Regions from separate parts of the Homo sapiens genome. Here region 1 is linked to region 2. Evidence: read pairs that join two places in POLR2A ChIA-PET (ENCODE). Cell type or tissue: CD4-positive, alpha-beta T cell. All regions are shown on one strand. Links, peaks and the distances in the headings refer to the core of each region. The heading gives the core; the rest is flanking DNA. Region 1 overlaps DGKD (diacylglycerol kinase delta). Region 2 overlaps SAG (S-antigen visual arrestin).

Region 1 (15,139 bases), core at 7,140-15,139, 89 kb before region 2:
AGCTCTGTAGTATAATGTGAAGTCAGAAAATGTGATTCCTCCAATTTTTCATCAGGAGAATTTTGGCTATTCTGGGTCTTTTGGCTATTCTGGATCCATATAAATTTTAGAATTATTTTTTCCATTTCTGTGAAGAATGTCATTGGTATTTTAATAGGAATTGCATTGAATCTGTAGACTGCTTTGGGTAATACGAACATTTTCACAATGTTGATTCTTCCAGTCCATGAACGTGGAGTATCTTTCCATTTTTTGTGTGTTCTCTTCCATTTCTTGCATCAATGTTTTGTAGTATTCATTGTAGAAATCTCTCACTTCTTCAGTTAATTCTTAGGTATTTTATTTTATTTGCAACTACTGTAAATGGGATTACTTTCTTGATTTCTTTTGCAGATTGTGCACTGTTGGTACATACAGAAATGCTACTGAGTTTTGCATGTTGATTTTGGATCCTGCAACTCTACTGAATTTATCAGTTTTAATAGTTTTTTTGGTGGGGTCTTTAGGCTTTTCCAAATATAAGATCACATCATCTGCAAACAAGGATAATCTGACTTCTTCCTTTCCAATTTGGATACCCTTTATTTCTTTTTTTGTTGTTGTTTGATTGCTCTAGCTTGGACTTCCTCACAGAAGAAATACAAAATGGATAATAAGCAAGTAAAAAGCTGCTTAATCACTCTAGTCATCAGAGAATGCAAATGAAAATAGCAATCTATTTTTTGCCCATGGGATTGGCAAAGTTTTAAAAGATGACTATCCAGTACTGACAAACATGTGGGGGAAAAAGAGTTCTCCTCAAGTACTGACAGGAGGTAAACAGGGTATAAACTTTTTAGAGAAAAAATTGATAGTGTATATCAAAATTTTCAAGGGTCATAACCTTTTACTTAATTTTGTTTTATAATGATTATAATATAGCGATGGAGTTCCAAAGTCAAATCTACAAACAAGGTAGATTTAGAAATCTAGCTTTTATATCTCTCCCCTATCTTGGTTCCCATAGGCTGCTTTACCAAAAAAGAGAGAGAGAAAGTAAGGTTTCTCCTTCCATTTTTAAGATACATGCAAACATGTATATCACATTGTCCCTTTTGTCAACAGTAGCATGGACACTTTTCTCCACCTTTGCCTTTCCATTTAATTACATATCCCGGCCATCACTCCTTAGCAATATCCAGGGCTTCCTCATTCTTTCAACAGTGGCACAGTACTCCACTGTATAGGACTCAGCCAGCGCCCTATGGATGGGAATTTTGTGCTGTTTAAAATTCTTCTGCGATTTCTCATAGTGTTGCCGTGAATTATCTTTACAAGCATCTTTTCCTGTTTTTACCAGTGTATCTCTGGGGTAAATTCCTAGAAGTAGAATTGCCCTGACAAAGAGTAAATGCACATGTAATTTTGCTAGCTATTGCCAAATTATTCCCACAGGGGTTGTACCATTTTGCATTCTCACCAACAGTGTTAGGAAAATGCTTGCTTCCCCATGGATTCAAAAACAAAATATGTTATTTAACTTTTAGATTTCGGCACATCTCATAGCTTTAATTTACATTAAGAAGACCCAATTTAGGAATACCCAATTTAAATTATTAAATGACCATGTTTCTGGCTCAGAAACCATAGAAAGTGCTTTACAGGGAGATTCTCCAGTGACTAAGTTTCACCGCAGAGGGGATAAATGGAACTGGGTCGCCACTGCATGGTTCGCTTCTTCTTCCACATATCCTGGGTTGGTGGGAGAAGAACACCTGGGGCCGGGCTGGGCGTGGGAAGCAGCAGAGCTGGGAGAGAGTGAGGGCGAAGGAGAGACGGCAAAGGCAGGCCCGGAGGGGCCGTCTGCCTTCTGCCCTGCTGCTGTTCAAGCTTGAGAGCACCACAAACAGCCCCTCTCCCTCCAGAGGACACCCCCCGGCTCAGCAGATGCTGGCTAGGTGTCTCCTCTAGACTGGGGATTCTAACAACATGGTGAGCAAAGTTCCTCCCCTCACAGAACTCACAGCGTGGAGAGGCAGGCAGATAACTATTTCCCACACTGACTCAGCCATGAAGACGACAAAGTGGGCCCTGAGAGTGGGACTCAGGGAGTCTCTGGACAGCCACTGAGGGACGGTCATGGGAGACTGGGAGCTGCCAAGGCCGAGTGGGTGCATGTCATCGGCACCGTCCCTGTCTACCTATCAAGTCTGAGCACACGTCCCGAACTGTTCACCCTGGGTGAGTTTTAATATTTGAACACTTTTGTCAGCATAGTAAATATAGTAAGAGAAAGATAATATACCTTACTGTGCATAACTCGGGGATTATATTAGGAGTCATGCAACAGGATATTTATAGAAGACAACAAGGAGATGTTTTAGGTCCTGAGTCTACTACTCCCACGGCAGCCTTTACGAGCTGAAGTGCCAACTTTGCTCCAGAACTCAGCCTCAGCGTTTGAGAAGATGGATCTTTGGGCCCACCTGACCCACACACTGAAGGAGAGGGTGTACTAGAATTGCTTTGTGGGTATTGGGCACTACTAGACAGCAAATTATAGACAAAAGCATTAGGTTTAAAGACAGTGAGTTAAGATACAAGTGACCAATGGCATCATTGCCTTCACCTGTGCTGTTGTTTGCAGACAATAAACACTGAGCAACAGATAAATGTCAGAGAACCTGGGTTTTGGCTTCTAAGGAAAAAACAGAACAACAACAACAACAACAAAAAAAAACCTCTTATTTGTGCCTGTTCTGTTGTGAAGAAGCCTGAGAGAGACCCAGATCTGAATCCTACCTGGCCACTGATAAATTTGCGAAATGGGGGCAGACCCTCTTTGCTTCTCGTCAAGAAAAGTGATGCTAGAAGCAACCTGCAGGGCTGTGGTGGGACTGAACAGGACCAAATGTGCACAGGGCCTGGCACATTCCCTGAGTCTGAAGCCCTTGCTAGCTGTGTAACTTAGAGCAGGTGCTTCTCCGCCCTGTGCCTCCACTGCCCCATCTGAAAACCGGAGCTATTAAGAGCAGTGTCGCATCCTAGCCTTGTTGTTGTGAGGTGCCAGTTGGTGCAACCTGATAATGTTCTGGGCACTGTCACTATCGGTGCTACCTTGGGGTCGAAGCCCTCAGCTTTGATGTCATCATTTGACACTGCTGAGACCCCTTTCCCATGTGAGCATCTTTCTTAAGACTGCTCTGGTATCAGTGGTCCACTCTCCCAAACCACAAGAAATGTCACAGGAGAGTCCCACCAAATAAGTCAGAATCCATCCTTCTTAGCTGCCCACAGAGGGGACACAACTGGGCCTGCCTTCTCTATGTCGGTCCCCAGCTGCACACAGGAGATTTGCCATGACTCACACTTCCATGCCATGCCTCCATCTTCTCAGCACACCCCTCCTGGCGAGCTCCAGCCCCCACACCAACCAGCAGGCACCCCTTAGGCAAGGGCCCACCTCCTCCTCCTCTGGCTCCCCTCCTACTCCTGTTCCCCTAACACCAGCCACAGCCCAACCTCTGGTAGGGGAGGGTGAGTCTCTTCGGGAGGCTGATTCTGGGGGATGTTCTGAGCAGCACTTCCTATTCAATCCCTTGATTTGGGAGACAGCATGGGTAGGAAGGACCCAGGCGAGAAAGCAGGGGCTAGATACAGGCCCTCAGGCTATGCCTTCCTGGCTGCTCACCCTGCCCACCAGGGCAGGTGGCAGGGTGCAGGGAGATGCTCTAAGGAATACTAAGAGCATCCCTATGTCTGGACTGCAGCCAGTATCATAACTACTGGCAACCAAGGAATGGTGTAAAAAAGCTGAAACTATCTCCAAAATCCAGCCTTCACAAAGAAAAGTCTTTGGAGACTAAAAGATGGCTCATATTTTTCAAGCAAATGTATTAAATAAGAAACAGTTCACACCCCTGAATCAACTTAAAAGATAATTGCAAATCAGAAGCAGGGCAATAAGGCTGGGCGCAGTGGCTTACGCCTATAATCTCAGCACTTTGGGAGGCCGAGGCAGGTAGATCACTTGAGGTTAGGAGTTCGAGACCAGCCTGGCCAACATGGTAAAACTCCATCTCTAACTAAAAATACAAAAAATAGCTGGACGTGGTGGCATGTACCTGTAATCCCAGCTACTTGGGAGGCTGAGTTGGGAGGATCACTTGAACCTGGGAGGCGGAGGTTGCAGTGAGCCAAGATTGCACCACTGCACTCCAGCCTGGGTGACAGAGTGAGACCCTGTCTCAAAAAAAAAAAAAAAAAAAAAGCAGGGCAATAAACTGAACTCAACAGGACAAATGAATGACATCCCAGGGATTCAAAAGGCCAGGCTGCAGGACGTCCCACCAAGAGAAGGAGCAGAACTGCATCAGAGGTGACTGCATGGAAACCTACACACTGGAGAGAGAAAATATCCTCAGATCTTGATGCTTGATGACTGGAGAAAGAAACGTGATGTCACAGAGGAGGAGTGGATAAAATGGTGGATGCATTTCTCACAGAATCCTGAGGCAGGCTAGAACAGCCATAGACAGATGTGAATTTTTACACACCTGCTGGAATTCTCTTGAGGGTAACAGAACTTAAAAATCAGTAAGAGCAGACAAACTAATAGTAAAATGGACGAAAGACTTGAATAGCTATTTCACAAATGGCCAATAAAGCACATGACCCGGTGCTCAATTTGATTAGTCATCAGGGAAGTACAAATTAAAGCTACAGGGTGATGCATCTCTCACAATGGCTGAGCTGTAACAGACAGTATCAAGTGCTGGTGACAGTGCAATTTGGTGCAACTACTTCAGAAAACAGCTGAACTTGTATATACCCTGTGACTCAGCAATTCCACCCACGCATCCCACAGAAATGCAAACGCATACCTTCCTCATCAAAGCATACGAGAATGTTCATAGCATCACTACTCTAAACAGGCCTACAGTGAATACACTGTAGTATACTCATACATTGGGAGACAAGCAATAATGTAATGAATCTTACAACAGCGAAAGAAATAAGCCTGACACAAGACGACATATACTCTGTGTAATTTCCTTATGCATTACATAAAGTTAAAAAAACAGACATAACTAATCTATGGTATTAGATGCTAGCTTCTCCTAGCAGCTGCTTTGACAGGAGGGGCACACAGGAGGGATTCCGGGGGCTGCAGTGTTCTCCGTGGTCGGGAACATGCATCAAGCTGTGCGTCTGTAATGAGTACACTCCTCCATGTGAATGCTGCACCTCAGTCAAAAAGGATACAGAACTTGGGATTTCTCAAAAACACATAACCACATAACTCAAAAGAAAAGTGTGCAGAGCTGCCCAGACTCCTGCATAAAATCTGGTTAGAAAATAACTGTACAAGAGACAGGGAGAGAAAGGTGGAAACATGAATATGAATATGAAATATGAAGCATGAATATGAGAGTCTGGCAGCACTATGTTAAAACAGTGTTAGAAATGGATTTTCAACGTTTATGAAAAAACGCTGTCTTATAAGGCAAATGCAAGTTAAAATTAGGAGATCCCATTTTTTAACCTACCAGATTCACAGAGATCAAATGTTTTATAATATGGTCTACTGATTCTCATACACTGGGGCAAAAATTAATACAACCTCTATGGAAACCATTTGGTAAAATCTGTCAGACTTGAAAATATACACCTGTGTCTCAACAACCATGCTTCTATAAATTTATCCTCTCCTGTATCTTCATGAGAAATCACATACTGTATATACAAGGTTATTTGTGGCGGCATTCACTATAAAGACAAAATATTTGAAACCAAACAAATAGTGATCAATATAAGGCTGGTAGAGACTGGCTACAGTAATGACAGTACATTCATATAACAGAAAACTATGCAGCCACTAAAACCCCTGAAGCTACTCTACATGTTCTTATATGGAACAACCTCTAAGACACACTGTTAATAGATAAAAGCCAATTGCAGGAAGAGTATGGGTACAGAGAAAACACTAATATTAGTCACCTCTAACTGAGAGGACCTCTGAGTGGCTGGGAAACACTTTATATCTTTTTAGCCTTAAGATTTCTGTACCACTTGCATGTGTTGCCAATCCAAAAATGAGCTATTAAAAAAGAATAAAGTCGGCCGGGCACAGTGGCTCACACCTGTAATCCCAGCACTTTGGGAGGCTGAGGCGGGCAAATCACGAGGTCAGGAGATCGAGACCATCCTGGCTAACACAGTGAAACCCTGTCTCTATTAAAAATACAAAAAAATTAGCCAGGCGTGGTGGCGGGCGCCTGTGGTCCCAGCTACTCAGGAGGCTGAGGCAGGAGAATGGCGTGAACCCGGCAGGTGGAATTTGCAGTGAGCCAAGATTACGCCACTGCACTCCAGCCTGGGCGACAGGGTGTGACTCCATCTTAAAAATAAATAAATAAATAAAAATAAAGTCTTACGTTTATATGTTAAGGATTAAAAAAAAAAGCTTTAAAATTCTATTTGAAAGAACAATTTTGGCTTCTATTCTTGATTCAAGTACATGATTTTCCAAGAGAAATGAGAAAATACCTTGCTACTCTAAATGAGTTGCCAAGCCAGACAAAATGTCCTCCCATGTCCTGGGAAGAATTAGCCCAGGGGGTTATTAAACCGCAGGGAGTGATCTCTGAGAAATCATGGTGAAAAAGGAGACATACTGGAGACATGCAGACGTGATTTCTCAAATGGAAAAGAGGGTGGACTCTGGCTTACACACACATGGCAGCTGATAGAACAAGGGACAGTTTGGCTAATATGGGCGAGGCACAAAGAAGGTCTCGGCAATCCACCGCGTGTTTTCCAGGTTATCTGCTCCATTCAGCTTCTCCACAACCTGACGAACCCGGCTGAGGGGCCTGCTCACAGTCCCACAGCAAATGAGCTGATGTGGCCAGGACACCAGGCAGGGGGGCTCCAGGCGGAGCCCTGGACCTCCATCCCGCAGCCTCTCCTCATCTGGGTGGTGCCTCACACCAGGGCCAGTGGGCCGGAGGCAGGGAAGCAACTGGCACTCACCACGAGCTCTCCCAAGCTCACTCAGTACAAGCGGTGTCTGGCACATTTCATTTCCGTTTTGGCAGGGTGACTGGCTTGGAGGATCAGCACAAGGACGATACCAACATCTCATTAAGTCATCTGACTAGTTGTCCCTCCCACTCTGACCAGGTTTCCCAAGAGTTCAAAATAGAAGGTGGAGAAATAAGATCTGGAGGATAATGACAAAGGCAGTTCACTGATTGACATCAGGCTGAATCACAGCACCCAAATGGCTATGTCCTGTCCAACCATTTCTAACCATGAATTTGGACATGCAGGGATCTGGACGTGGATCTCATTCATAAATGACACTTTAAATGACAAAAAAGATCAAAGTCCAGCAAACTGTGTCACGCTGAAACCACAGGCCAAACCAAAAGGGCCTAAGAGTAATTAATGTGAGGCCCGGGGACCACAACGGTCCAACGGTCATGACGAGCGAGCAGGGATGGGTAGAGGCACAACATTCTGAATGGACCCCCTCTTCACTTTTCACGGGTCCAAATTCAGATGACAGGGAGGTACTTTTCCCCACTCCTCTCACTGAGAACTGAAAACCATGGGCATCAGAAAATCAACACAAAAAGACCCTGAAAGGTAGAGAGAAGATGGCAGCCTGACAAGGGTCTTGTCCAAAGGGATGACACTGTGGTGGCCCTCTGGGTTTTCTTTTTACCTGGTATACCCTAGACTTGGAGCTAAAGAAGCAGCAGCCGAAAACAGTGATGGATACTGGGGGGGTGGGTGGAAAGCCCCAACAAAAGCCTGCTCTTCCAGGCCAAGGATCCAGGAAGGGGGCAGTCAGACAAGACAGAAACTGACAACGGCAGTAACACCCACCTTACTCCAGCCAGCGCCACAAGAAAAAACCATGCCCACCCCACTCCCAGGCCGCAGCTAGGCACTCCAGCACTCACCTAACAGAGTATCCAGAGGAGGCCAAGCTGAGAGCCGGGATGTCTCCTATACCACCTGGAAATGAGTCCTCACCCCCGACAGCACAAGAGGATATGCAAGCGGCAAATAAGCACACAGAAGATACTCAACATCCTTAGCCATCAGAGAAACACACTGAAACCACAACCAGAGAGCCCTACGCACCTATCACGATGGCTACAACAGAAACTAGTGCCAACACCACCTGCTGGAGAGAATATGGAGAAAGTGGATCTTACTGTTGGGTGGGATGTAAAACATTACGGCCACTCTGCAAAACGGTTTGGCAGTTTCTTAAAAAACCAAGCATGTGACTAGCATATGACCCAGCAATTACACTCTTCAGCATTTATCCCAGAGAAATGGAGATTCATGTTTGCACCGAAACCTACCCAGGAATGTTTACAGCAGCTTTATTCATGATCACCAAAAGCTGGAAACTATTCGGATGCCCTTCAGGGGGTAAATGATTAACAAACTGTGGTACACCCGTGGAATACTACTCAGTAATAAAAAGGAACAACCACTGATAAGACTCATCAACCTCAATGAGGCTCCAGGGAATTACGCTGAGTGAAAAATCCAACCCCAAAGGTTACATACTATAAGATTCCATTTATATCACATCTTGAAAAGACCAAATTATAGAAATGGAGACCAGATGAGTGTTTGCCAGGGGTTACAGAGGGACATGTGTGAGGCTGTAAAAGGGCACAAGGAAAATCTCTGCGGCTTGGAGGCTACCCATCTCCACTGTAACGAGGTTAGTATCCTGGGTGTGACATTGTACTGGAGTTGTGCAAGAGGTTACCACTGCATGCAACTGGGTAAAGGGTACAAAGAATCTCAAAATAAAAGCTTTAATTAAAAATAAGTAACCACCATCAACAATATTTAAGTTTAAACTGGGAAAACCAAGGAGTAACTCCAGAACAATGCTGTGTTTCTTAAGGACAAGGGCGTATGTGGGCAGCGCAAGTTAAAAGTGTAATCTTATCTAAAGTCCTGTATTTGTAGTTAGTGCAACCCATGAAACATCTGACGCCAAGAAAATATTATGTGGACACAGCCGACACACCTTTGGTACACATTCTCAAAGAAAAGGACCAGGTCCTCTATGTCAGGAGGGGTGGGTAGAAATGCCAGCTGCCCCGCCTGTCCCTGCGCCTGAGTCCAAGCACACGCAGGAGTGTCATGGACCACGCCCTCCGGTTGAGCTGCTCATTTTGCTATGGGCTCTGACACGTGGCCTGGGTACTTGAGCCTGCACAAGGCAGGGCCCTGGAAATGGAAGGTTTCATTTCTAAACACAACAGTGCTTGAGGAATCAGTGGAGCTATGTAACCTGAGGAGCTCAGCCATGAAGAGAGGATGTCAGAATCGCAGGCTCCTGCCCTCAAACAGTAGTGCACTTCCTGGGTGGGGCGGGCCAGCCCAGCACCCACTACGGCAATACCAATGTATGCTCTGGGAGTGGCCGAGATGGTGCCAAGACAAGGCCCCAAAAGAAGCTGCCTCTGCAGCCCCACAGCCCACTGGCCATGCCCCTCGGGGGTCCTACTACACACTTAGGGGGCCTCAAGGTCCTTCTGCCACTGCCTCCCAGAGACCAGTAATTGTCCCATCCCCCCAACCTCCCAAGTCAGAAACTGCTCCCTCAACTTCACCTCCTCTCTCCTGTGCTATCTTCATCATTGGGCTCCAAATTCTTTCTTTCTTCCTCAGAAATAAATTCAGGCAGTCTTTCACTTGAGCAAACAGAAAAGATTCCTGCTCCTGCGGAAGTTACATTTGAATGCAGGCAGTAAATTAAAGACTTATTAAAGAAGTGAATTACACAGCATGGAGAGTAGTAGCTGGTGACAAGCCCTATGGAAAAACGGGAGACCAGAAAAGAGAGGTCTGGGGGCCAGGGGACTCCACAGCAAAAACGGGGAGGAGGCGAGGAAGGAGCCAGAGACTGGAAGGAAGCAAGGAAGGAGGTGGGAAGGGCTGAGCAGAAGCAGGCGCGTGGTGCGTGGCTGGGGCTGGCATCAGGAAGGGGGCCAGGGGCCAACCTGCAAGCATCAGGACCACAGAGGGCCATGCAGGTGTAAGAACTTTGGCTTTTACTCCACGTAAAATAAGAAGCCATGCAAGCTCAAGTTTTGAAAGCATCATTCTGGTTGCTTTATTGAAAGCTGACAGTAAGATGCAGGAAAGAAGGCAGGAAACCTTTTGGGAGGCTCCTCAGTAACCCCATCACGAGATGATGGTGAGGAGAGTGGGCAGGCTCTGGATGTGCTCTGAGGACAGCAGACGGGACAGGGTGAGACAGAGAGGAGTCCACAGTGACCTCCGAGCAGCTGGCTGGGTGCTGCTCCCATCCCAGGAAGGGGACACTGTGGGTGGAAGCAAGCTTTACAGCTGGGGTGGCGGCAGGGCCAGCAGGTCCGTGTGGACATGCTGAGGGCACGGTGTCGATTAAAGTCTCAGCAATGTCCAATGTCTTATCTCACTCATGAGGTCTTCATCTTGCCCTCAGTTTGGTATGTTAAAAAAGAAAAACTTAAAGACACTATAGAAATGAGATCACTCATACGTGACCACTGCTGCTGATAGTTCTGGAGGTAATTTGACGATCACCAGTCAAGCTGAAGATGCACACACCTGGCAATTCTATCCTTAGAAACACATTCTAGAGAAACTCTTGCCCATGTGCCAAGAAGACGAAGATAAGCATATTCACAGCAGCACTACTGATCACAGGGAATCTGGGAAAGTGTACGTCCACAACAGGACGTCTTAGGTACTGGAACACTACAGAGGCCACGAAAACCAGCATCGTGGGCCTCAACTCAGGCCGCGCCTGTCAGGAGCTCTGCGGTTCATGCCTCGTTCCCCAGAAATTCTGATTTAACTCCAGGAATCAGGAATCAGTTGTATTAAACCTTGAACCATTTAACTAAAGCTAGATGTAGCCACAGGGATAAATCCAGGAAGCGTAATGCTGTGGCTGTCCAGTCTGATAACATTTATTCGACATTTCAGAACCAGTTCAACAATGCTATATACTGTTTATGCCTACACACACTTATCAAAAAAGTATATAAACATGAAAACAAATGACAAACACCAAAGTTAGGATGCCCCCAGGGAAGGGGGAGCAGGAAGAAACGAGGATAGGAAAGAGAATTCCAAGTGCCTCTGTTATATCTATTATGTTTATTTCTCAGGCTGGAAGCAGTCATAGCTGGGTTCATGTGTTACTTTTTGAATGTTTTAAATGTTTTGGCACAAAAATATGCTAACATGCCCAAGCCAGAACTAGAGACACACACAATATAGCCATGCCCTATATTTGTAGTTTAGCCATACGGAAGGTTAACAGGTCAGCCTGAAACCATGCCAGTAGCCAGACTCTGCTGAGGGAACTGGGGGAGGGGAATCTCCTGAGCGCCTGAGCCTGGAATTCACTCCTTTACCATCCCAACCCCTTTATGCAGGGTTCCCAGGGCTTTTATACACCCCACCAGGCCCCTGCCGACTGCCACGCGTCTCATGGCAGACACAACTGTTCCTAATTTGTCTCTCAAATTTCTCATCCCAGAGTCAATTCCTGAATCCCAAATAGCTCGAGTGTCTGAAAACAAGGTGGATGCTTCATGAAGGGAGGAAAGGGAGGTCCTGGCGGGACCACTCAGAAGGGAGCTTTTAGAGGAGAACAGCAAAAACACCTTCCCTCCCAACACACACCCCTCCACAAACCACAAACCAACATCACACCCTAGAAACCTCAAAGCACACAGGGACAGGTCCTGCACCGTCGACAGACAAGGTGAAAATCCACCCACACCCAAAGCAGAACAAATCTGGGCTCTGTAGTGCTTGCTTTGGGGGACTGGAGGGAAATTTTCCCGTGACAAAGCTCAGACTGTAGGAATTCACCACACACAAGCCTCTTCCACCTGCAGCTTTCTGTCTGGCCAGGTGAGAACCACAGAATGTTTCTAGCACATGAGTAAAGTCACACCACAAAGCCTATACCTTAAAAATTCCAGCCTTCCATTTCTAAGACATACAAGCCAAGAAGCAACCCTCTGGAGCATCTTACAAGGAAGCTCAATTCCTTCCGCTTAATTCCAAACCCTGACCTTGAACTCACCACCCAACAGCCTCCCAGTATGATGGCACACTGTCCCCTGGGGCTCTTACCTGCTGCCCTTCCTGCTCAGAACAGTTTCCAGCTGCTCCACGTGTATCAAAATTGAAGTGACCCAGCACAAACAAAAACTGGGTGTTAAAGTCAATGGGCAAGAGCCTACAGATTACGAAGTAGAGCAGGAACGCTGGAGCAGCAAATCAGTACCGTGCAATCAGCCACCAACCAAAAGAGGGGCAAAGGGACGGTGCTGGGGGCAGGATGAGGCACTCGGAAACACTCTGCTAAATATAGCTCCTGGGCTGCAGCGCTTGGAAAGGTGGCCGAGAATAAGCATCTGGCGCCCTGGGTCATTTCTGTCACTTCCTGTTACTCACATCCTGCTGTTCCGATGCTGCCCGAATCCTGGATTCCCCGTACACAATTCCCTACCTGGAAGCCCCCAGAGACAGACCATTCAAAGCAGCTGGGATGTGCGTAGACAACAGACTTCCTCACAGAGCACCACACAAAACACAAAAATAGACACCACCACACAAACAAGCTCTTGGAGTTCCCCATATAGAAAGAGCCTGAGTGCCCAGGTCCGGGTGAGCTCCGCACAGCACTGTGTCAGACCCCGCCCAGCCCACCAGCTCTGCACGCTGCCCTGTCTGCAACCTAAAAGGGAACGTGGGCCCAAACAGCTGTCATGCACTTCCTCTCCTGGGCTGCATCTCACCTGCAGCCTCAGAGCAGCTTTGGGGGGAAGGAGGGGGTCCCCAGCATGACAACTGACAGGTGCCACCCACAGCACAGTCAGAGCAAGGCATCCTCCATCTGACCCACTCCTGCCTCCCCAGGAACTCAGGAAGCCCAGGTATGGAGCAAAGCCAACTTGGCAAGAAGTTAAAGTCACATGTAACCTACCAGAAGATAGGTTGTTTTAATTTATTTATTTTTTTAGAAACCCATAAAGTAAAATGAAGCAAAAAGTGAAAGTTCTACTTAAAAATGAAACGTGACAGAAATATTGTGTTACTTACCTATTCACTATTTCAACAGTACTTCATTAAGCTTGAGTTATGTTCAACTGTGAGAAAACTAGAGATTGGGGACTGCCATGGTTGGCGGGGGGGCCTCTGGCAGGAAGGGAATATTATTACCCATGAAAGGCACCCCAGATGTAGAGCTGGTGCCCCAACATGGGCTGGCCATAGTCAACCAGCATGCAGAAGGCAAAATACAAACAAATGTGGTTTCAATAGCAAAACGCTGGCAGCACCTCAGTCTCCAGACAGGGGGCTGGTGAAGTAAGCTCCAACATGCTCACACAATGGTATGTCACAGGCCCATAGTCATGGACACAGAAAGATGTTCATGAAGTAATAAGTTTTAAAAGCAGGTCATAAACTAGTCTGTATAAATAATCCAAATTTTTGTAAAACTAAAGTGTATTTAATAATATTCACAGAAAAAGGCCCCATAACTATCTGTCCATATCAGGGTTTCTCAACCTCAGCACTATTGACATTTTGAGCCAAATAATTCTTTGTTGTGAGGCTGTCGCACAACACTGTTGTGCCTCTGGGGACACTGAGCAGCTTCCCTGGACTTTACCAACTAGGTGTCAGCAGCACGTACCCCTGCTCTCCATACCCACAACTGTGACAAACCAGTGTGGAGTCCCCAAATGTCCTCTTCAGGCCAATCTCACCTCCCCCACTGCCTTATCCCTACCCATGTTTGAGAATCGCAGGTCTATATAATAGTGTTTAATCTAGAATCTCAGTGATAAGACTTTTGAGTGGTTTTTGTTTGTTTGGGTTATCTGCACTTAATTATCTATAATGATACATGTTATTTGTATTAAAAGGGGAATTAAAAAGAATCTTAGCATCAGGAAAACCTTCCAGGTATTTTTGCCATAATGCAATTTTTGAGTTCCTAAAAACCCTCATACTCTACAAAAGGGCACAATAAAAGTAAAAAGAAGTCCCATGGGAATAGGTAAGCTGGGGCAGGCCACTGAGAACTTATGCAAATTTGTAACCAAGCATCAAGGGAACAACAGCAATATTAAATGTTTTTAAATGAACAAATTTTACCACATAAACACTACAGTAAATACAGAACTGCACCTTTTAAAAAATGCACAAGGGGGGCTAGGCGCAGGGGCTCATGACTGTAATCCCAGCCCTCTGGGAGGCTGAGGTGGGCAAATCACCTGAGATCAGGAGTTCAAGACCAGTCTGGCCAACATGGTGAAATCCCATCTCTACTAAAAATACAAAAATTAGCCAGGCGTGGTGGCGGGTGCCTCTAGTCCCAGCTACTCAGGAGGCTGAGGAGGGAGAATCAGTTGAACCCAGGAGGCAGAGGTTGCAATGAGCTGTGATCGCACAACTGCACTCCAGCCTGGATGACAGAGCAAGACTGTCTCAAAAAAATAAAAAATAAAAAAATGCACACAGGAACTAAGACACAGTAAGCAATTCCAAGGCAGAGCTTGCGGCTGCAATGCACACCGTAGCAGGAAGGTGGGAGAAGTAAGACCAGAAGCTTCATGTCCAGGGCTGTGCTCCTCCTGGGCTGACTGCATCCTGCGTTAGTGACCTTGGCTTTCAGTAGCTGGGCTGCTGGACTTCTCGCTAGAGAAACAAACCACAGCAGGAGGGCAGAGTACCTGCATCCTTCAGCTACTGAACAGAAGAAACAAGGAGCTGAAAGACCTCGGAGTCCTGGTGACAAGGAAAGGCAAACCAAAGGTCCCTGGTAGTAAGTCTGGAAGGGATGGGGTGGAGGGAGAGAAACGGGAATGCTTTGGCATTCTTAAGTCTGACAGCCACCACGCTGTCATAATTTATCCATTTTTCTCTGGGATTAACTAATGGTAAATCTGCATATACCCAAAGGCGTCTATAGTAACACTGTAGTTAACAAGTAAGTATCAAGAGGAAAGTAACAAGATGAGAAGGAAAAAGAGTTTCATAAGCTACCCGAAGCCCTTGACACTACCATCCACTTTTTTGGTCACTGAAGGTCAAC
Region 2 (13,656 bases), core at 2,038-10,037:
AATCCCTTGAACTTGGGAGGTGGAGGTTGCAGTGAGCCAAGAACGCGCTACTGCACTCCAGCCTGGGTGACAGACTGAGACCTTATCTCAAAAAAAAATAAAAATAATTTTTAAAAGAGGACAGAATATCTTTATCTGGACTTGCGGAGTATGGCCAAGTACCTGGTGAAGAGAGGATACCTCCAAAGGGAAAAAAGGGGTACAAGCTTGAGATCCCCCTCTTTGCTGGGATTGACTTTTTTTTTTTTTTGAGACAGGGTCTCATTTTATCACCTAGGCTGGAATGCAATGGCATGATCATAGGTCACTGTAGCCTCGACCTCCTGGGCTCAAGCTATCCTGTCATCTCAGCCTCTCAAATAGCTGGGACTACAGGCACGTGCCACCATGCCCAGCTAATGTTTTAATTTTTTGTGGATATGGGTTTTCGCCATGTTGCCCAGGCTGGTCTCAAACTCCTGGGCTCAAGCGATTCGCCCACTCTGGCCTTCTAAAGTGCTGGGATTACAGGTGTGAGCTACTCCTCCCAGCTGAGATTAACTCTACCTTGCGCTGAATGGGGCCAAGCAGCTGCTGAACTGAACATGCTCTGCCACGTGCCTGAGAACACCCTGCAAGTCAGAACCCCTGGCATCTTCCTGGGCTGGGAGATTTGCTGTGGAGTGGACTTTGCTCTGCTATTAACTGATTCAGTGACCTTGGATAAGTCTTTCATTCTGGCTCAACCTCAATTTCCTTACCCATAAAATGCATATAAATATACCTTCCTCATGGAGGTGTGGAGAGTCATAAATGATTTTTTTGTTTTGTTGGTTGGTTTTTTTTTTTTTCTGAGATGGAGTCTTGCTCTGTCACCAGGCTGGAGTGCAATGGCACGATCTCGACTCACCACAACCTCCGCCTCCCGGGTTCAAGCGATTCTCCTGTCTCAGCCTCTCGAGTAGCTGAGATTACAGGCACCCACCACCACACCTGGCTAATTTTTGTATTTTCAGTAGAGACAGGGTTTCACCATGTTGGCCAGGATGGCCTCCAACTCCTGACCTTAGGTGATCCACCCGCCTCAGCCTCCTAAAGTACTGGGATTACAGGTGTGAGCCATCATGGCCGGCCGAGTCGTACATGTTTAGAAACTAGTCCACACACCATGAAACATTCCCACAGTGTGGTGAGCCATCATTGTTCATCTTACGATCCCTACGCCCTTGAATACATTGATCTAGGCTCTCAGTTTCCCTGATATTCTCTCTCCCGGAGCTTCACGAATGTGCTTTAGAATCTAACACAGTAACTTGGCCAATTATCCTCAGAAAATCCTTTGACTTCCACCTGCTTTCTGCCAATTGTTCACTGTTCCCCACTCTTGGTCTCAGAGAGTGTGAGCTACTGAGCATCGGAGTCATGGGGTCAAACAATCCAGTCTCCCAGCCATTGGCATCACCTCGGAGGTGGTCTACTGGGGCCACAGAGGGAACCCCCAGCATATCACATGGGGAGGTGGCAGTGAGTGGGCCTTGAGCCCACAGACATGCTCCCGGGAAGGGAAGCGCAAAAGCGTGGCTTGGAAGGACAGTGGACGCTGACTTGGGAACTTCACTGTATAGTCTTCGCTAGATCTGCTGCCCAAATTCAGCCAGTCGTCCTTTGAGTCAGGGTCAGCAGATCAGTACTTAGTTTCATTTAAATTTAATGGACATCTAAAGTCATTAGGACCTCCTGTTCTTTACAATTCCTGATGGAAATGGACGAATGAATGAATGAATGAATGAACACAGCCAAGAGCATTACTCAGTTTACATGCTTAGGGCACCACACTAGCTAGTGATACTTCTAAAAACAGTAGCTGACATTCCTGGAGCACTCTCTGTGTGTCAGGCCCCACGCTTCACATGGATTGTCTCACTGAATCCTTATAATCACTCTATGAGACTTGAACTATTACCGCCCCCACTTTACAAACAGGAAAACTGAGGTTCTCAGAGAACTCAAGGTGTTTTCCCAGGGTCAGCAGCAGAGCTGGGGTTAGCGCACAGCTGTCTCCAAGGCCCATGGGTGTAACCCCCACATCACACCAGGGGTGAGAGTGGGATCCTTGTGTGGGCCCGTAGATATGCACTCCACACTACACACGCCAGACCACCATGCTGCACGTGCGTGCCTGCGAGCCCAGCAGGGTGATGTGAAGGGAAGCAGACCAGCACCAGCCCGCCCTGCCAGGGCTTATTCCCTGAGCCTCGAGGACTCACATGGTGCTGGAGGCAAGGTTTGTGTCCTCGTGCTTGATTTTCCCATCCAGGGCAATGCCTCTCCTTTCTCGATTGTTAGCCAGCAAGGGCAGCAGCGTCAGCGTCTTGGTCAAAGTGCTGTTTGGTGGCACTTTTTCTCTAGAGGAAGAAGAACAGAGGAGATTTATAACCATCAAAGCTGCCATGGACCCCATGAGCCCCTATTTGACATTAGGCATTTTCCAGGATCCACATCCCCTGATGGACCTCCTGGGAAGGTGGGTTCAAGAGCCTGGGAACTTGACTTACGAGAAGCAGAACAGTGCTTGTGAAATCTCAGGGTGGGCTGGCAGCAACAGGAGGATATTTCTTCAAGCAACTCAGCCTATTCTGAATTGCTGAATTTCTAGAATGTTCTATGGAGTTAATGAGACAAACTGGCTCAAGAGTCAGAGACCACAGCCTCCTCCTGAGACTTTGTGAACCACACGGTGGCCTGCAGAACCTTCTGGTTGGTGTCAGCAACGAGTCCAGGCCAGAAAGCCTCTTGTCACCAAAAACTGTCACTATAAGGGGGTCACAGTGTGACTGTGTGGTAAGTTGTCTAGAGGGGCAACGCAGGGACCCACAATTTGTGGATCACACAGACCGAATAGCTTGGGTCCAAAGCAGCACATGCTCTTTCTCTACTGGATCTTCTTCATCATCAGTCGGGGTATAGATTTCTCAACATCTGACAGATGGCGGAGACCCTGTGCCAACAGGCGGGTCTGGGATCCAGCTGGGGACACAGCAATGTGTGTTTCTCCAGGCAGACACACGGCAGCATGGCCAGGATCATGAAGCAGCCTCTGCGGCTGGAGAGTTGGCTCCTCCACTCACGTGCATGCTGTGTGCCAGGCCAAGTGCTAAGGCCTGTCCTCAAAACTCTCACCTTACCCTCATCAACCCCATACCAAGCAGGTGCTCCAAGATCCCCATTTTCCAGACGGGAAGTGTGCCCACAGTCACGTGGCTGCACACTCTCTGACAGCAGAGCCCATTCGTGCCGGAAGCACACCCTCCATCCTGTGCCTAGCCAGAACAAGGTGGGGTGTGGCCAGCATCAGGACCATTCTAAGGCTGTCCTGAGACAGCTGGAAGTCTGAACTGCCTCTCTGGGAAAGGACTTCCTTTCCCTAATCAAGTTTCCCTGGATAGGTAAAAGCAGCTGTCCCCTATCCTGCCTCCAGTGTCTACAGGAAGCTCTTTACAGAAATCTGCCAGAGCCCAAGGTGGCCCACATCCTACCATCTGGGTCCTGGTGGAACCTCTCTTAATGAGCGTAATTTGAGCATTGAAAAAAGCAGAAACAGCATTGTAAAGATGGCTGGAATAGGAAGAGGGCCCTTGGGGTTGGGCTCAGAGGATGGACTTTTTGTGTTTGTGCAGAGCTTGCCAAAGGACTATGCCAAGGCTCTGGGGCCACTCCCCAGAGCTTCAGGATGTGGGTTTGGATGGTGGGGAGCAGCTTGGGAGTCAGGTCTGTCCTGGTTCCGTGGAAGCCTGCCCACTAAAGCCCCAGAAGCCACAGGGCTCTGGGACGATGGCTCCTGCTCTGCAGCTTTCTGAGTGGCCTCTAGCTTCAGACTTGTCAGCATGGTCCAGTCCAGCTCCCAGGCTCCTCCAGCCTTTGGGGGACTTTGGAATGCTTTCCAGTTTCCTGGGAATCTTTGACCCAAAATGCACCCAACACTTTGAAAGAGGACCAGGTGATGGAATACATATTAGGGGAAAACTCAGCCAGGATCCTTTGCTCCCATGTTGCTGAGCACATGAGGAAAGGTGAACCAGGGCCAAGACCCCTCCAGGGCACAGGGATGTGCGAGGATCCCCTAAAGGCAGAACAGAGCCCAATCTTGGCAGAAAGGAGGCAGTGAGTGGTGGTTCTTTCCTGTCTCCCTCCCTTGTAGACCTACAGTTTGAATCTGTTTTGAATAACAGTAATAGTTTCTCCTAAAGTTGCCTTTTAAATATTCCCATATAGGCCAGGTGCGGTGGCTCACGCCTGTAATTTCAGCACTTTGGGAGGCTGAGGCAAGCAGATCACCTGAGGTCAGGAGTTTGAGACCAGCCTGGCCAACAGGTGAAACCCTGTCTCTACTAAAAATACAAAATCAGCCAGGCACGGTGGCTCACTCCTGTAATCCCAGCACTTTGGGAGGCCGAGGTGGGCAGATCACCTGAGGTCAGGAGTTCGAGACCAGCCTGGCTAACATGGTGAAACCCCATTTCTAATAAAAATACAAAAAATTAGCCAGGGGTGGTGGCGTGTGCCTGTAATCCCAGCTACTCAGGAGGCTGAGGCAGGAGAATCACTTGAACCCAGGAGGCAAAGGTTGCAGTGAGTCAAGATCGCGCCATTGCACTCCTGCTTGGGCAACAAGAGCAAAACTCCGTCTCAAAAAAAAAAAAAAATACAAAATTAGCTGGGCTTGGTGGCGGGCTCCTGTAATTCCAGCTACTTGGGAGACTGAGTCAGGAGAATGGCTCGAACCTGGGTGGTGGAGGTTGCAGTGAGCTGAGATCTCACCACTGCACTCCAGCCTGGGCAACAGAGTGAGACTCCATCTCAAAAAAATCTATCTATTACCTTATATTATCTTAAGGAATCAGTTGTCTTTCATCATTCCCCTACCCTAACCTTCCTCTAACCCTGATAATATTTTTTACATACAACGGTGCTTAGAACATGCCAGCAAGGCAAAGAGTTAAGACCTGGTCGAGCTATCCTCTCGGGGGGCTGGAGGTGGGAGATCATCGCCCCCCACTCCAAGCCATGTATTAAATGAATCTATTTGACTTTGTGGCACACAGCAAAGCTGGGCAGGTCTCTCAGGCCAGCATAAAGGAACCATGGCAGGATTCTCATTTGTTTTTGATTCTAACAAAGGGGAAAAGTCATTCACAACAACAGGCTAAGAACAGATATATTCTAATCCAGTTGTCACTGGTATAAGATTTCAATTTGAGATCAAAAGATAGGGAATCCTAGCCTGGGCTGACAGTTCATTTGACCATCTTCTGGGAGGTGGAAATAGTACCAAATTCCTAACAATTCATTCCAAGGATAAATAGAAAAAGCCAGCTGATCCCATGGTGACATTTCTGTCTTTATTTCTCTCCTCTGCGTCATTCTTTGGCTTGCATTAATCCTCAGAACTCCTGTAAGATGGGCACAGAGGGGTGTGGTAGATGCAGAGCTAAGATGCTAACTTTCTGTGCAGCCCTCGAAGGGAGAAAGAGGAAGGAAGTGGAAGGCTGGCGAGCTAGCTGAACATTCTAGTTCCTTCTTCAGCAATAAACGGCGAGAAACTTGACACAGAAGGCTGAGACGCCCAGGAAACGGAAACCCCAACAGCTACTCACTGCGCTTCCTCCATAGCCACGGGCTTGACGTAATAATCACTCGAGTAGAGAACCACATTGGCCACCTGTTCCACTGCAAGGGGAAGACGGGAGTCCGGTGGTCAGCACTGGTCCCCCAACACGTGCACTTTCCCTGCGGCCTCCCAGGGTACACGCTGGTCTCTCCTCTCTGATGATGGTTTCCCTCCACTTCCAAGGCTAGGCTTTCTCAGCCCTCAGCTTCAAGGCTGGGGTTTTGAAGTCCTGTCTCCAGGCCATTTCTGGTCACCCATAACCTGCTCTGTATCAACTCCCACCCATGTCCCCTAAGGCTGCAGCTCCTGGGAGACCCCTCCTTTCCCCTGCTCAGCCCTTTCTAACATCCTCCATCTTACTTCATGAACATTGTCCTTCCTGTCCTCCAAGAGACTAGCTAGAGGCAGTACAGGACTGGTTGGTGGGTGGAACGTGGTGGATAGGAAGGTGGGCCTGGAGCCAGGCTGTTTGGGTGCCAATCTTGGCTTAGCCACTAACTGTGGGGTGAATTATTTATCTATTCTAAGCCTCAGTTTCCCCATCAGTAAAATGGGGGTAATAATTGCATCTAACTCATAGGGACGTTGTGATGATTAAAAAGATGACTTTTAATCACCTTTAAAATTAAGCTTGAGGATTTTTTTAAAAAATAAAGGCAGGGTCTCCCTATATTGCCCAGGCTGGTCTTGAACTCCTGGGCTCAAGGGATCCTCCCACCTTGGCCTCCCAAAGTACTGGGATTACAGGCGTGAACCACTGCACTCAGCCAAAGTTTGAGGATAAAGAAACAATTTGTGCAAGGCATGCAGTACAGTGCCCAGCCTATAGAAAGCAATTAATATTTTGTTTTTAAAAAGTTAACAGCTATCCGGGTGCAGTGGCTCACACCGGTAATCCCAGCACTTTGGGAGGCTGAGGCGGATGGATCACCTGAGGTCAGGGGTTTGAAACCAGCCTGGCCAACATGGCGAAATCCCCATCTCTACTGAAAATACAAAATTAGCCAGGCAAAATTGGTGCACGCCTGTAATCCCAGCTACTTGGGAGGCTGAGGCAGGAGAATGGCTTGAACCCAGGAGCTGGAGGTTGCAGTGAGCCGAGATCACACCACTGCACTCCAGCCTGGGTGACAGAGGGAGACTGTGAAAGAAAGGGAGGAAGGAAGGAAGGAAGGAAGGAAGGAAGGAAGGAAGGAAGGAAGGAAGGAAGGAAGGAAGGAAGGGAGGGAGGGAAAAGTCTAGAATTCCTTAGTCTGCACGCATCAGGATTTCTGACCCTCATCTGTGATGACTCACAGGGAAAAGTGGTATATGACACCTAGGGCCACTGCTCACCCTGGCTTGCCCGGGAGAGCCCATTTTAGGACTGGAAGTTCCACATCCTCAGTCCTGGGCCCTGGGACAGTCACCCCAAGATGCATAAGTCTAACTTTGTCTTGGTCATTGAATGTTTGAGTTAAAAAGTGAACTTAGAGGTTACCCTCACAGGTCATTCCATCATGTCTTCCTCATGAAAGAGCCAAATAAGACCATTATATAAGACCCCCTGTGCTTTGATGCTTTTTGAGCTTAGTTAATGTGTGGGAACAACAGGCAGAAGGCACCTCCCCTGTAGGATATGGGAAGGTCAGCCATGACATGATGGCCATTTGAGCCGAGACAGTCACACTTCACCATTTACAAAGCGCTTCCATGTGGGACCTCCTTCAAGCCACACAAAGCCTGGGAAGGTAGACAAGGAGCCCCTGCTGTGGATGCCAGCTGGGATCACAGAGCCCACAGCATGAGTCCACAAATTAGGCCTCACCCACAACAATGTGCTGCATCTGTCAACCACAATGAGCACTGTGGGGCCCTCCAGGAAGGCATAACCATGGAAAGAGATCACTTGCCAGGAATTTTGTTCCAAGACAAAAACCAGCCGTAAGTGGGCAGGAAGTTGAATGAGATAACTTGTAAGGCCTTTCTCCCTCCGCAGTCCTGCTGCCTATGACAGCAGAGACAAGTAGCCAGTTCCAAGGACCCAGAAGGGCCTTATCAGACCAGAGAAGTGACCTCTCAGGAAACAGGATCAGAAATTCTAGAAGACTATGCCCTCTACTTCTGAGAAGAAGGTCCTACCGAATGCTTTAATCTTCTTCACGGTCTTCTCTGTGTTATTGGTGACAGTCACGGTCACAGGGATGGGCTCCCCATGGAAATAGATCTAGAAAAGTCAGCAGATAGGTCAGAAGAAGAGAACAGATGTGGCGGTGTCTTTAATCTTACTGCTTTCTAGATTCATCTCAATCCCTTTCACTGGAATAAAAGCGGCAGAATTTAAGGAAGATGAAGTGATAGCAATACATTTCTTCTAAGGAAGGGCCTGAAACACATTCCACCCATCTGTGGGAAGCTGGGGAGGGGAACAGAGTTCCGATCATCACATCGGAGGAGGCCAGGGGTCAGGAGGTTATGGGGGCAGGATGAGTGAAGTGAAAGGAAACCACTGGGAAAGCCAAGTGCTGGCATCCCACCCAGCAGAGCCCGTGTAACACAGCCCCTGGCACACCCACACACGTGTATACACACAGTGCACAAATGGCTGACTGCTGACCAGAGGAACCAGAGCCAGCCTTGGCCAGCAGCTCTCACCTTTTCCCACCATGACACCCCTAAGAGATGACATCACAGGTGACACTGCCATCCCACATGGTTTCTGCAAAACTTAAATTTCCCAGGAAGTGAAGAATTTGGGATACCACAGCTATTGATGCTCCATGAGTGAACAAGGCCCATGGAGGTGGACAGGACAAGGACAGCTGGGGGGCAGGTATGTGAAAAGCAGCGCCCCTTCCTTCCCCAGTCCCTCGGGACAGCCAGTGGGTGGAACGCAAGCCAGTTCCGTCCTCCTCTAAGGACCATGCTGACCAGCTCCAGGCTGTGAAAACAGGCCAGTCACTTACGCATGTTGGTGCTTTATCCTAGAAACAAGCTTCCTTGCAAGGCACCCATGTAGTTAAGGGCTGGGGCTGGTGAAGAGAGGGGTGTGGGGCCTGCCCCTAGGCCTGCTGCCCTGCGGGTAGTAGCGATGGTAGGTGGTTACCTCTTTGTTGAGAGAGACCGCAAGGTGCAGGGGCTTGTCAGACATGAAGAACTGCCAGGCCGCCTCAGCTCGGGGCTGGGGACCCATCTCAAGTGGGGCATGCTGTACTTTGCGGATCAGTAATCGCACGGAGCTCCTGTGGGAAACAGCCACAGACAAGCCAGGGATTGGCACCCAGGCCGCTTTAGGGAGGCTTCTGTTCTCTCCCCACTGTCACATGGAGATTCTCCAGGAATGCTCCCCATGGAGACAGGGTGGACGGGAAGAGGGCAACGACACTGGTCAGAGCCTGAGGCAGCCCTGACGGTGGAAGAGCCTGGGGGTCTGGGTCCTGGTCCCTTCCCTGTGGGGGAAGCTGTGGGGCCAGGCAACATCCCGAGGGCCAAGCTTAGCCCCTTAGGCTCCGTGGATTCCCAGCTCTGCCTCCTGTCAGCAAGGCTAAGGTGTGAGGGCGTCAAGGGCCTCATGGAATAGCTGCCATATACATGCGAGCTCCATTACTGCAGCTCACTATCCTGCGCCTCCAGAGATGTGTACATGGGGCACAAGGAGACAGTGCGAAGGGCCAGGCGGAAATCTTGTTTAGGTAAAAAAAAAACAGCACAGGGGGTGGGAGAATGGGAAGGATGGAGCGGTAGGCTCAATGGTTGTAGAGTTCCTGCTCAGGCAATGGGAAAGTTTTGGGTATAGACAGCGGTGAAGGCTACACAACATTCGGAATGTACTTAAGCCACTGAATGGTACATTTAAAAGTGGTTAAAATGGGCCGGGCACAGTGGCTCACGCCTGTAATCCCAGCACTTTGGGAGGCCAAGGCGGGCGGATCACTTGAGGTCAGGAGTTCAAGACCAGCCTGGCCAACATGGTGAAACCCATCTCTACTAAAAATACAAAAAAAAAAAAATTAGCCAGGCGTGGTGGCGCACGCCTGTAATCCCAGCTACTCGGGAGATTGAGGCAGGAGAATCGCTTGAACCTGGGAGGCGGAGGTTGCAGTGAGCCGAGGTCACATTGCACTCCAGCCTGGGGGACAGAGCGAGGCTCCATTTCAAAAAATAAAAGAAAAAAAGAAAAAAAAGTGGTTAAAATGGCAAACTTCATGTTGTGTACATTTTACCACAAAAAACAAACAAACAAACAAACAAACAACAACAACAAAACTTCAACAAAGGGGAAACCCGGGAGCTTTTCGGGGCTTACGTGAGCCCTGGAGGTTGCTAACTTCCCTGTCATTTTCTTGTTTTCTTTTTTTTCCCCAAAAATGATCAACCTTTGACCTCCATCCCACATGCAGATGGTACCCCAGCCGTGCCAGCCCTATGGGAAGAGGTCTGTCCCACAGAGACAAGGTGGAGGTCGTCTCTTCTCTCCACCCCCACCGCAGACCCCTCACCTATTCCGCAACCATACTCTTACTTCTTGGGGATTTTGTCCTCTTCGGCATCGGTGCTGTCTGTGGCGAATGCTTTGACCTCAAAGTCAACCCCACAGGACTGTTGGGGAGAGAGAGCAGACAGGCAGCGATCAGCGACTCCCTCCCTGGGTGCCGGGCCAGAGGGCCACACCTCACACAGGGCACATGATGTGGCACTATCTCTTTTTGTCTTGGCCATGTCCTATTCGGGGTTGCACCATTTAGGGATTTGGAAGCATACTGACAGTGAAACAATTACAGTAGCGCAAGGAGTGTGCCATGGGCCCAAAGCCCCCAGAGGGAGGGGATCCACCTGCCCCATGAGCCCTCCTGCTGCCGTGGAGAGTCATTCACATCCTGGCTATCCTTGCCTCCTGCCACCTTGCACACTTAGGTGTCCCCAACTGTGATCCCATGCATCTTACTGACTTCCACTGCCTACAGCAGGGGCCAGAGGTACAGGCACTCACAGGGCCAGCGCTGGGGTCCAGGAATGCCCTGATAGGGTATGGAAACCCTGACCCCCATGGTCACCTGCTGTTCAGCGGCAGCCTCATGTGGCCAGGCAGCAAGGCACCCAGTGCGGGCAGCACGATTTTTTTTTTTTTTTTTTGGAGATGGAGTCTTGCTCTGTTGCCCAGGCTGGAGTGCAAGTGGCATGATCTCGGCTCACCACAACCTCCGCCTCCCGAGTTCAAGCAATTCTCTTGCCTCAGCCTCCTGAGTAGCTGGGATTACAGGTGTGCACCACCATGCCCGGCTGATTTTTGTATTTTTAGTAGAGTTGGGGTTTCACTAGGTTGGCCAGGCTGGTCTTAAACTCTTGACCTCATGATCCGCCTGCCTTGGCCTCCCAAAGTGCTGGGATTATAGGTGTGAGCCATCGCGCCCAGCCAGCTTGATTTTTAAAAAAGAAACTTCACGTGGAATTTGGAGTGAAATCTCCTAGTTTTTAAATTAAATAAAAAGACTTTTAAGCATTGTGTGGGCTGAATGAACGGATCTGCCAGTGACCTTCCCCCGATTCCCAGTGTGTGAAGCCCCTGGCCCCCAGTGCAAGCCCTTTGTAACCTCCCTCATCTCTGCACGTTCACATGCGTTGGGGAGCCAGAGGAGGGCACCGGCCTGCCCTCCACCACTGCCTGGAGGGGAAAGTAGAGCTGGCAAAAATTACAGGAAGCCAGCTCTGTCCATGGTGACATATGAGGCACGGATTTATTGGTTCTGCAACCAGGGAATCATAGCAGTCCTAAACTCTAAGTGGAAAATAAATATGCATCCTTCCCTGCCATCAGCCGGCCGTTGTTGAGCCACACCAACGCCTGTTCTGCTCGCCCACCTGGGCTTCTCAGCTGTCAAGCCCCCAGGCCCCCAGGCATTCAGGCACTTCTCTCAAGCTCCCTGGGCTCAGGGCGCACCCACTTTCCTGAAGCCCTGCAGCTGTGCTAAGACCTGCTCCTCTCCTAGAACAGAAAATAGGTGGTGCTTTGTTGGGCCTATACAGTGTTGTAAAAATCAAGAAAGGTCACCTAAAAATCTGAATTTGGGGTCTCTCTTATAGAGCACTATAAGATCTAACACAACCAATTCCATTCCCCATTGTTCTGTGCCCCCTTCTTCTGTAATCACCTCATCTTCCCCCATCTTGGCTGCGCACACCCCACCCCATTGTCCTGGACCACTAGCTTCGAGATGTTCTGAAAGTTGGATTTGTAACACAGCCCAGTAAACAGACACAAACGTGCAACAACTCTCCTGACACCATATTCAGCTTCACCATGTGTGACATACTCTGAGATTTTCCAATCCATTCCATTTTGTTCTGTTCTATTTTTTTTTTTTTTTAGATGGAGTCTTGCTCTGTTGCTCAGGCTGGAGTGTAGTGGCACAATTTCAGTTCACTGCAACCTCCGCCTCCCAAGTTTGAGTGATTCTCCTACCTCAGCCTCCCAAGTAGCACACTACCATGCCCAGCTAATTTTTTTTTTTTTTTTTTGAGATGGAGCCTTGCTCTAATGCCCAGGCTGGAATGCAGTGGCACAATCTCGGCTCACTGCAATCTCCGCCTCCCAGGTTCAAGCAATTGGCTGGGATTACAGGCACGCGCCACCATGCCTGGCTAATTTTTCTATTTTTAGTAGAGACGGGGTTTTGCCATGTTGGCCAGGCTGGTCTCAAACTCGTGACCACAGGTGATCTGCCCGCCTCGGCCTCCCAAAGTGCTGGGATTACAGGCATGAGCCACCGCACCCTGTCTGTTCTATTCTATTCCATTCCATTCTGTTCCCTTCCATTTTGGATCCACTACATTGATTTCACGAACCACTAACGGGTCAGATGTCGCAGATGCCCTGCGACAAAAACACTGCCCTTGTCATCACCTATCACTGCCCATCCCATAATCCAGTTACAGAAACTGCCTCTCTGTGTAGCTCCCTTCCTCATGAATCCCAGACCCAGTGGCTTAGAGGGCCTGAACCCACGGGTCCTGGCACCTCCTTCTCCTCCTGTCCCCACCGCCTCCTTCCATGCTGGAGCCCCGTCCACCTGACTCACTCCTCTCTCACACACCCTCAGTCCCCACAGCACATGCTTGGCCATCTCAACTCTGTTCTCAACTCTGTGGCCATAGTGACCATTTGGAAAGTCAGCGCCTGTCATTCACAGCCTGCCAATGGCTCCCATCTCATTCAGGCAAAAACTCAAGTCTCTACAACATCGACAAGGCCCTTCATGATCTGGCCACACCTCCCCTTCCACTCTAACCTCAGCTTCCCACTTTTTTTGTTTGTTGTTTGTTTTTGAGACAGGGTCTCACTCTATCGCTCAGGCTAGAGCGCAGTGCAGTGGCATGATCACAGCTCACTGCAGCCTCTGCTTCCAGGGCTTAAGTGATCCTCCTACCTCAGCCTCCCAAGTAGCTGGTACTACAGGCATGTGCCACCAATCCTGGCTAATATTTGTATTTTTTGTAGAGATGGGGTCTCGCCACGTTGCCCGGGCTAGTCTTGAACTCCTGGGTTGATCCGCCCACCTCAGCCTCCCAAAGTGCTGGGATGACAGGCCTGAGCCACTGCACTTGGCCTCCCCCTTTCATCCCTTGCTCCTCTCACTCAGCAGGCAACCTCCTCACTGCCCCCGGAACACACCAGGCGAGGTGCGCCCTCTACCTGGAAGGCTCTCCCCTGGGAGAGTGTGGCTTTCTCCTTTGCCTCATTAGAGACTGGCTTTAAACATCCTCAACACACATCCCACCAGATACTCCCCTTGTCTCTCACAAGCCTCTTGTTCTCCACAGCATCTGTGGCCACCTGGCATGCCGTGTAGTTCCTTGTTATTTGGGTTTACCTGGTGCTCTCGGTTAATGTGTGAGACTCATGGGGGTTGGGACTCTGTGATTTTGTTCACAAGGATGTTCATGGTTAATAACTGCTGAAGATGAGTGATGGGTTCATAGAGGATCTTTATACTGGTCTCTCTACTTTTGGGTACGTTTGAAATTTTCCATGA

The links. Peaks named below come from ENCODE experiments on the same cell type or tissue, not always from the same donor. Only the 100,000 strongest peaks of a DNase experiment are listed, where the experiment ranks them.
Region 1: POLR2A ChIA-PET joins it to region 2 with 15 read pairs; 8 of 35 experiments call an interaction of 5 or more read pairs at or near these places.

The regions. Positions count from the first base shown.
Region 1 is chr2:233,416,448-233,431,586 of GRCh38, reverse strand. The region is part of intron 3 of DGKD (diacylglycerol kinase delta); the gene reads right to left. Among named protein-coding and RNA genes, the nearest start is that of DGKD, 70 kb to the right of the region's middle. RefSeq lists enhancers at 4,590-4,884, 4,153-5,352, 9,250-9,399, 12,490-12,689 and a silencer at 12,190-12,299. In CD4-positive, alpha-beta T cell, for the core only: no CTCF peak of the experiment used is centred there; DNase peaks (open chromatin) are centred at 8,116, 9,376, 11,786 and 12,726; H3K4me3 peaks cover 4,729 bases; H3K27ac peaks cover 6,440 bases.
Region 2 is chr2:233,323,690-233,337,345 of GRCh38, reverse strand. It overlaps SAG (S-antigen visual arrestin), which reads right to left. Exons shown (of 16, transcript NM_000541.5): 7 at 10,149-10,225; 8 at 8,733-8,868; 9 at 7,769-7,853; 10 at 5,634-5,706; 11 at 2,247-2,384. Among named protein-coding and RNA genes, the nearest start is that of SAG, 23 kb to the right of the region's middle. RefSeq lists enhancers at 7,087-7,868, 7,899-8,730, 10,028-11,005. In CD4-positive, alpha-beta T cell, for the core only: no CTCF peak of the experiment used is centred there; a DNase peak (open chromatin) is centred at 5,595; H3K4me3 peaks cover 430 bases; H3K27ac peaks cover 3,061 bases.